Linked DNA regions of Homo sapiens: region 2 is linked to region 1. The links are chromatin contacts, found by Hi-C in ENCODE. All regions are on one chromosome and are shown on one strand. The core of a region is the stretch at or near the end of the contact, and the rest is flanking DNA. Distances in the headings are between cores, read along the strand shown.

Region 1 (4,638 bases), core at 1,529-4,028:
CCCCATCTCTACTAAAAATAGAAAAATTAGCCGGGCGTGGTGCGCATGCCTGTAGTCCAAGCTACTCAGGAAGCTGAGGATCACTTGAAACCAGGAGGCGGAGGTTGCAGTGAGCCAGGATCGTGCCACTGCACTCCAGCCTGGAAAACAGAGTGAGACTCTGTCTCAAAATAAACAAAACAAAACACCAGCAGCCATGAACAGAGTGAGGGAGAGAGCCGGGAAGGGGAGTCCAGGTCCAGAGGGGGCGGGGGCACAGGAGAGGGCAGTGAGGCTGGCGCTTTCAGTCCCTGGGAATCCTAAGGTTGGCACAGAGCGATGGGCAGAGTTTCTTTGGAGCCAAGGGCTGCATTTGACTTGTTTAAGGAGGGGACCTGACAATGGTGAAAACTTCACAGGCAGCCGCGGGAAACAAAGGGACACGCAGCCTGCTGGGGCAGGGGAGGGGTGGCCGGGGACCATCTGCTGCAGAGGAGGGGAGTGGTGGGGCTGCTGCCACCTCTCCCCCCAACAAGGGGACCATAGGGAGGAGAAAGGCTCGCCTTGAGCACAAAACCCGCCTCCCCCAGCCCACCCCCTCAGCCCAGGACAAAGGCCGGCACACGAGTCCCGGCCCCTGCCGCAAGGCCCACCTGCCACCCGACCGCCCTTAACCAGCCAGGCGGGCGCCCAGCGCTGCAGTTAACCAGCTCAGGCCCGGTCCAGACACTCCTGCCCCGTGCAGATGGGGAAACTGCGGGCCGAAAGGGGAGGGCCTTGGCTGAGGTCACAGAGAGAAGTGAGCCAAAGGGTGAGAGACGTGGGGTAGCGACTCCTGTAGCCCAGTGACCCAGTCCTCACAGGGTTCCCAAGTCTCAGCAGGGGAGAAAAGCACCCAACCAGGAGCAAGGTTCTAGGTCCCACTGGGCTCTGTCCCCTCAGGCCTTCTGCGTGACACCACGCCAGCCAGCACTTCCTCTCTCTGGCCTCAGTTTCCTCATCCGGGGCAAGGGCACCACCGCGGTGATGGAGATAAGACAGGAAAGGGCCGTGGGCCACGTGAGGCCACGCTCCCGGGTACACAGACGCATAAACAGGAAGGCCTGCGGGAGGGCCCGCCTTGGCTGCTTCCGCAGGAAGAACCAGGATCTCCCCAAGATGAGAAGCCGTGTGGGGCCCAGAGAAGAGCTGAGGTGCTGGGGGCCAGCTGGGGAAGAGTTAATCCCAAGTACGAGGGCAGAAATCAGGGCAGGGTGCCCCTCCCCAGGAGGGCCTGGCCTCTGCCAGCCATCCTCTCCCCCTCCTTTTGGTCTTCCAGGAGGTCTCGACTATCTCCAAAGACTCAGTCACTTCCTCCCACTGAGCCAGCCGCCAAAGAGGGGACCGATGTGTGTGTGTGTGTGTGTGTGTGTGTACCCATTCTCCACCTCCCCCATCAACGGTCCCTAACACCGACATCACTAACTTTGCTTAAGGAAGATACTGGATGCGAGGAGGGAAAGGGCTGGAAGGGACTTGGCTCGCCGGAGCCGCACAGCCATGTGACAGACATGCCTCTTGTCACACACATCTAGCACACTCCAGCTCCGTGCGTGTGAGCACACACACACACACACACACAATCCCACGTGCCAGGCAGGCCTCCCCAACCTCCGGCCCACCACTGCCTCAGCCGCCACCCTCGTGGCATGCGCTCTCCTTCCCTCCCTCGGAAGCAGTCCGCAGGAAGCCAACACAGGAGGCCAGACATGGCGGCCTCGGCACACCCGGGGCAGCAGAGACACAGCGGCAGGGGCTATCGGGAAGGCCGAAGGGATGCCTCCCCCAAGAACAGACCCCACCATTCTCCTCCCGTCCTCCACCCTCAGAGCCCGGGCAGGACAGCACCTAGGGCCTGGGTGGGACAGCCTGGCCTGGGCACGGGTCTGGGTCAGGACCTCTTGGAGGCCTCCACCCCAGCTGCCCAACACCCACCATTACCCCTGATGCCAGGCTGGGCCTGGGTGGCTAGGAGCGAAGCCCCCACGGGAGCGGCTAGGAATAGAAGAACCCCCAGGAGGGACCCGGGAGCCTGGAGCAGGGGCCCAGCCTGGCCCCCAAAAGTGGTGGAGCGGTAGGACCTGGGTGCACCTGGAGTCAGGACCAGTACAGGGCACGGGCAGGGCCGCAGGCAGCCCCTAAAGCCCGGAAGAAGGAGAGAGGAAGAGGATCCCTGATTAGGCAGGTATTGAGCAGCTTCTCCCATGAGGCAGTCAGGGACCCCAGCCCAGTAGAAAGGCCTCTGAGAACCCCTTAGGCCAGGGGCCACCCCCAGGGCCCAATGTCACCCACTTGTCACCTGTTCCCTGGTCCTGGAAACCCACGTGTCAAGCAGCAGCTCCAGGCGCAAGCGGTGGAAAGCCCGGGTCGTCTTCACTGCAATGAAGACATCGTGTAGCTGTAGCTTAGGGGGCCCCGGGTTCGGCTGGCTCAGCTCGGGGGTCCCTTGTACCCGCTGCGGGGACAGGTTCAAGTGGTACCGCAGACACAGGAGCCCCATGCACAGGAGGGTGAGGAGGGCTCCAGCCAGGCCCCGCGGGAGCCGGCACTGCATTGGTTGGCCCTGGGACCCCAGACAGCTCAGCCCCCAAATCCCAACCAGACAGGGAGGGGAAGCTGGTCAGGCAGGGGCTCCAGCAGAGGCAAAAGTCTGGCAGGCATCAGGGGCTGGCAAGGAGGGAAGAGGTAGGAGCTGAGGCTCTGGACCCAGAGGCTGAGCCATGGCAGCACGATCTCGACCGCCGCCAGTCCTCCACCTGCTCCCGCTGTCCGGCCTGCCGCAGCCTCCGGGACCGCCTGGCCCCGCCCCGCTTAGCCCGAGGGGCGGGGCCAGACGAAGGGAACCCCAGACAGAGGCGGCTGAAAGGAGGCACCAGCAGAAAGGGCAGCCCCGGCTCTGCCAGCTGCTGCGGTGGGAGGAAGTCACAACAAACCCTCCGTGCCCGGTGGAAGGGAGTGTCCTCCAGCACCGTCCACTCCCCCAGAGAGCTGTCAGCTCGGCCCATTCAACACCCATTACTTTGGTGTCCTGCTTCACCCAGCCCCCAGCTTTTGCTCACAGGTTTCCTCCGGGATGCTCTCCCATATTCCACCAGCCTCACCCACATTCCCTCCACTAGGCTGAGTTCTATCTGGACTTCAAAGCTTAAGGGTTCCCTCCTCCAGGAAGCCTTCCGTGATAACCTCTTAACCTCTGGGGCTCCCACAGTTGTTCGCTCAGTTCCTGAGGTCTTCACAACAGCACTGGGACTGTCGTTCCCAGTTTATAGCTGAAGACATAAGGCACAAAGGCACAGAATGAGCAAAAACGATCCAGCAACTCAGCCGCAGAGCTGGCAGAACCCAGGTCTCTGTTCCTCATCTAGTTCACAGGAGGTCCCCTGAGGGCACCTGTCCAGCTGTGCCCCAGCCCATACCCGACCTCACTCCGCAGTCTCTGGAGCTGCCTCTCTCCCAGCACCTGACCAGTGGACAGACAGAGGGCCTTCTCCAGCCACCACCTCCATCTTGTTTCGCACAAGCTCACTCACACCTCCTCCCTCCTCCACTCAGAGCCTGCACTGGCTCCCATTTTCTTCAGAACAAAAGCCAAAACGCACACAGCAGCCCACAAGGCCCTGCGTGAGCTGGCTCCCAAGTTACTCCCACCCCATCTCCTGCTACTCACCCTGCTCCACTCCAGAACCTGGGACCCTCGCTGGCCCAGGCACCTGGCCGCCACAGGACCTTGGCACTTGCTGTTCCCACCTGGGCCCCTCCCTAGAGACCTGCACGTCTCACTCCCCCACTCCCTTCTGGTCTTTACACAAAGGTCACCGTCTCTGTGAGGCCTTCCCTGACCACGTTATTAACATTGCAACCCCTCGCCGCCTCCTTCCCAGCCCCCCAGGCCTGTCCCTCTCAAGCCACTTCACTGTTTTCTTCATCACACTTTTCATCTTCCAACATTCTGTATGTTTAACTAAGTTTCTGTCCTCCTCATGAGAATATCAGGGCAGGATTTATTTTTTGATCACTGAGTCCCTAATCCCCAGTGCCTAGAACAGTGACCGGCAGACAAGAACTCAATCAATGTTAATTCAACACAACAAAGTACCAGGTGGCTGGCAAAGGGAAGTGGCCCTGCCGGGCTCAACCCTGCATGAGGACAGCTGGGGGAGAGGAAGGGAAAACCAACCCTTTGAATGACCTTCTCATGGGCCAGCCCCCAGCCAGGCCCCTTCACAGGCCATATTCTCAGAATGGTGATGATGCCAGCCTTGGTGATGATCCCAGACTCTGTACCCCACAGACCAGGTTTAAATCCTGACTGGGGGCTGGGCGCCATGGCTCACGCCTGTACTCCCAGCACTTTGGGAGGCCAAGGCAGGCAGATCACTTGAGGTCAGGAGTTCAAGACCAGCCTGGCCAACATGGTGAAACCCCGTCTCTACCAAAAATACAAAAATTAGCTAGGCATTGTGGCAGGCACCTGTAATCCCAGCTACTAGGGAGGCTGAGGCAGGAGAATCACTTGAACCCGGGAGGCAGAGGTTGCAGTGAGCCGAGATGGCGCCATTGCACTCCAGCCTAGGCAACAAGAGTGAAACTCCATCTCAAAAAAAAAAATTCCCAACTGGG
Region 2 (4,638 bases), core at 710-3,209, 260 kb after region 1:
AGGGCTTGGACAGGGGCAATAGAGAGCCATGAAAGCTTTTAGAGCAGAGAGGAGGCTATGATCACCATTAATAGTGTTCATTGAGTTCATCCTGGCTGCCATGCAGACCTCAGCCTGCTCTCAGCTGGTGCTCCTCCTGTACCCACCTCACACCCTCCTCCCCTGGCCCCCGTGCCCTGAATCAGGGATCCATACAGAGCAAGTGGCACAGGTGTGTGAGTGTGTGAGGCTCCGGGGCTTCAGGGAGTTGGGATTCTCTTCCACCCCTTTTGCCTTTGCCTGGGTGCAGCTTTGCTCCCGGATCAGCCTTCCCCCTCGCCTGCTGGGCATCAAATTATATTTGGTCCCTTGTTTACTGTCTCTTTCCTACAGTCCACCAGGGCAGGGGCCACAGCTCTTGGTCACAGCTAATTTCCTGGCCTAGAACAGTGCCTGATAACTTTAAAAAAAAATTTTTTTTTCTGCAAACACTCCCTGAGCCCCTATCTGTGCTGGGTCCTGGCAGGTAAACAGTGTATGTCCCTGACTGTGAGTTGCATCTAATCTAGCCTGTGAAGGATAAGTAAAGGGCCTCAAGATAGTCACGGATGCAACAGAGGCCTCTGAGAGGGGCCATGGGAGGGCAGGACGGGGGCGGCTGGTGGTGCGGTGAGTGGCATGAACTGTGAAGGGACCTCAGAGGTGGCCATTAAGCTGGGTCTTAAGGCCTGAGTAGCCGCTTGCCTAGTCATCGGAGGAGGAGGAAGCATAGTGTTTCAGGCCAAGGACATGGCACATATGAAGGGCCCGGAGTCCTGGTGTGTTGTGATCGGCAAGGAATATGCAGTGGTATAAACAGGGGCCCCTCAGCAAGGGGAGGCCAGGCTGGAAGAGTGTGATGAGGCTTCCCTGCCATCCTGAGGCAGCTGGACTTTGTTTTAAAGCCACCTGGAGACCGGGTGTAGTGGCTTATGTGTGCCTGTAATCCCAGCATTTTGGGAGGCTGAGGTGGATGGATCACTTGAGGTCAGGAGTTCGAGACCAGCCTGGCCAGCATGGTGAAATCCCATCTCTACTAAAAATAAAAAAATTTGCTGGACATGGTGGTGGGTGCTTGTAATCTCAGGTATTTGGGAGGCTGAGGCAGGAGAAACGCTTCAACCCGGGAGGTGGAGGTTGCAGTAAGCCGAGATGGCGCCATTGCACTCCAGCCTGGGCAGCAGAGACTCTGTCTCAAAAATAAAGCAAGCCACCTGGAGCCGTCCCTGGAACTGTTAAGCAAGCCTGGGATACCAAGCCTTTTTGAGTGAGTCCCGCCAGCCCGAGGGTGTGTAGAGGGGTTGTGTGCCTGGCCAGGTAGGAGGCGGGGCTGTGAGAACCTGCCAGTACTCCCGAAAGGCGGAAGGAGAAACTGAGCTTCTAGCAGGTGAAGAAGAGGTAGCTGGGCCTGAAGAGCCCTGTATGAAGGGGCATCGTGGGAGATTTAGATGATCGGACCTTTTGACCCTGGGGACAGGTTTCCCTGCCAGTTTAAAAACTCACATTGGTTGGCCGGGCACATTGGCTCACACCTATAATCCCAGCATTTTTGGAGGCCGAGGTGAGCGGATCACTTGAGCTCAGGAGTTTGAAACCAACCTGGGAAACATAGGGAGACCCCATCTCTACAAAAAAAAAAAAAAAAAAAAAATTAGCTGAGCATGGTGGAGTGCTTATGTCGTCCCGGCTACTTGGAAGCTGAGGTGGAAGGATCGCTTGAGCCCAGGAGGTTGAGTCAGCAGTAAGCTGTGATCACACCACCACACTCCAGTCTGGGCAGCAGAGCAGGGCCCTGTCTCAACAAAACAAAACTCAAATTGGTGACCTTCTATCCCCAAGGTCACTGTGTCATGGCGTGCCTGACATGGTATGTGATGTGTCTGTACTGGGCTCTGGAGGATCACTAGGTTTCTCCTTGTACAGACACGTTCAGTCCTGTCGGAAGCTGCGGGAGGGGAGGACCGCCCCGTCATTTGCCACATCAGGCAGCCAGGACTCAGAGAGGGGATGTGACTTAGGAAGGTCACAGTGACTCCACTTCCCAGGCAGCCCTAGAGGTTCCAGCCTGACAGCTTGTCATTCCTGCCCCAATCTCCCAGCCCTGGCCCAGGGACTTTCGCCTGGGACTGCCCAGTGGTGCCAGCTCTGTGGGCCCAGGAAGCCTGGCTCCTCCGGGCTAGGTGGGGGTAGGGGAGATGGCCCAAAAAGCACAGAAATTTAGACCAGGGGGTAGATATTTCCTCAGCAAGTTTTTCCTGAGCCTTGCTGTGGTCAAGCCCCCTGCAAGGCCCTGGGGCCACAGGAGGTCCCAGACTGAGGGGAAGTGGAGCCAGGTGTGGTCACCAATCTTCATTCTTAGCTTGGGATCGCCCTGGGCAGCCTCCGTCTCAGGTGGAAGACGGGGTGGGCAGAATACAGAGCAGCGGGACAAACGCAGCCCCAGGGGTTCTCGGCCGTGAGCAGAGCCTGTGTCTCTCCCTTAGACAGGTATACAGGGAGGGGCTGGGATGCCAACCTACTGGGTCCCCCGACTGTGGCTGTGGAAGGTTCTGGATCTTCAGCTGTCCCAAGCCCCGGTTGGTCCACTTCCTATACCTGAGAAGGGGCTCCGTGGGTGGAGAGTGGGTCGGGAGAGGTGGCCAGGCAGGGTGGCTGTGGTTTCCAGCTGCCACTGTCACCGCCCACTCCACTGAGCCATGCCACCCGTTCTCTGCAGGCAACCAGACACCTTGGCCTGGTGAGGCCTCGATGTAGGGGCTGATAGGTAGGCTCAGAGCCATGGCAACCGGTGGCCACCTCCTCCCTGCCGGCGCCAGGAGCGGAGACTGCAGAGGGACCGGGACTTAGATGAGAGAGGTCTCCCCAGCAGGAAGGGAGGGTCTGGTGGTTGGCACCCACTAGATGAGCATGGTCAGAAAAATATCAGGATGAGCAACTTCTTTATCTAGGCCTGGGTGGGGGTGCCTGGCACAGGTCTCCATGGGACATGCTGCAGCTGGTAGCCCCCAGACCCCGGGGCTGTGCCCCCCTGGGCGGCACCCAGAAGGTAGGGCTTGCCAGGACTGACCCTTCCCAAAGAGATCTAGGCGGGGACCAGAGGGTTTCTGACCCCAGCCTGTGACTGGCTCCACCTCCCATAGTCTCCTGGAGCCGAGGAAAGGACAGGACTGGCGGGCCCATGGGAGGGTCCGTGGGGCACTTGGTCCTCGTCAGAGGGAGGAACTGGACAGTTCGCGCAGTGCTGCTGGTCTGGACTGCCCTCTGAGCTCTCAGGGGGTCTCTATGCAGGCAGAGTCCTCCCAGCCCCTCTCTCCCATTCTTGGGCGAGGGGTCGGCTGGAGAGAGGCCCCTGGGACATCTGGGTGTGTGTGCCAGCCACCCAGCCCAACTTCTTGGCTCTCTGAGTGCCACTATCAGGAAAGGGGCCAGGGCTGCCTCAGTGGCTGGGAGGCCTGCTTGGACTTGGGGGTTACCTAGGGCCTTAGCCCTCTTGGCTGGCTTCCCAGGAGCTCGGTCCCACAGGACTTGGGGACAGGGTGGGTGCAGCACGCTCCCCTCACCAGCCCCCATTGGCTTCCTGCTGGACCCAACTCACCTCCCTCCTCATCTCCCCACAGCCCGATCTGCTCAACTTCAAGAAGGGATGGATGTCGATCTTGGACGAGCCTGGAGAGGTAAGAGGACTGAGGCCGGAGGGGAGGAAGCTGGCTTGTGCTGCTGCTGGGCCCCTGGGCAGCCCAGGAGTGGGGGTGGGGCTGGGGCTGGTGTGAGAACCCTGGGGGTGGGGCTGGGAGGGGTGGAGGCTGCCCATTAGGCTTCTGCCTCCTGGAGCAGTCTGCAGTGTGTAAAAGGGATCACAGCAAGGGGCCGTCTAGCCCCTCACACCCAGTGCCCCATCCCTTGATCTCATCAAGAGTCTCTTGGCCCTGCCACCTCAGTAGGAGCCTGGGTGGGAGTCAAGGGTCTTGGGTGGAAGGGCTCGTAGAAGCTGTCTGGCCCGAGACACAGATTCCTAAAGCCTGGTCTGAGGGGGGTGGGGCTCAGGGCGCAGGTGCTGGGGTTTCACCCACCTGGATCCCCACTGGTTGAGTCAAAGCCTCCTCTAGTCCTCAGTGGCCACGTCTGTGACATGGGCATAATGGATAATGGTGATTCTTTCTAGAGTGGATAACAAGGTCAGAGAGATCAAGCACGTACAGGTGCCACAAAGCTCCTGGCACTTACTGTGGGCTCAGCTAAAGACCCTTCCCTTCCTCTGGCATATGTGTCCTTGGAACCAGCAGGGACAGTGGCTGTTTCCTCAGCTCTGTTCTTTCGGCTGCCAGGCTGGCTCCCTGCCCACACTGCCTGGGCAGGAGCGTCTCCCCACCCCTGCCCTGCATGCGCCTGCTGCTCTGGTCTGCGTGCAGCCTGCATGCCGGAGAGGGCTTTGAGCCAGAGGGGATTTCATTGTGTTTCCGGCCCACATGTTTTATTCCCTCCAGCCCACAGCCTTCCCTACCCGCTGCCTGCCCGCTGTCCCTGGTGGCTGCTCTCTAGGCTCACACAAAGCCCGGCACCCCGCCAGTGACCCCTTCCTGGCCTCCCCACCCAGGGTCCCCGGAGGGCAGAGGGATTACA

What was found. Hi-C counts contacts between places; a loop is a spot of excess contacts on that map. Pooled maps may share reads with other maps.
Region 2: a pooled map shows a loop between it and region 1 (3-fold over the local background). The contact joins the enhancer-like site here to the promoter of MFNG in region 1. A Hi-C loop is called at or near these places in 2 of 37 single-sample maps with no recorded cell type and 5 of 50 pooled maps.

The regions. Positions count from the first base shown.
Region 1 is chr22:37,483,606-37,488,243 of GRCh38, forward strand. It overlaps MFNG (MFNG O-fucosylpeptide 3-beta-N-acetylglucosaminyltransferase), which reads right to left and starts at 2,779. Exons shown (of 8, transcript NM_002405.4): 1 at 2,318-2,779. The coding sequence starts at 2,572. RefSeq lists enhancers at 1,664-1,723, 2,124-2,173, 2,650-3,159, 3,160-3,671, 3,672-4,181 and 2 more and a silencer at 2,744-2,873.
Region 2 is chr22:37,748,137-37,752,774 of GRCh38, forward strand. It overlaps TRIOBP (TRIO and F-actin binding protein), which reads left to right. Exons shown (of 24, transcript NM_001039141.3): 12 at 3,636-3,692. Among named protein-coding and RNA genes, the nearest start is that of TRIOBP, 53 kb to the left of the region's middle. RefSeq lists enhancers at 3,404-4,603, 4,418-4,638. Within about 2 kb of position 1,960, at least 11 of the 41 ENCODE cell types and tissues checked have a DNase peak (open chromatin) inside an H3K27ac peak, as active enhancers do.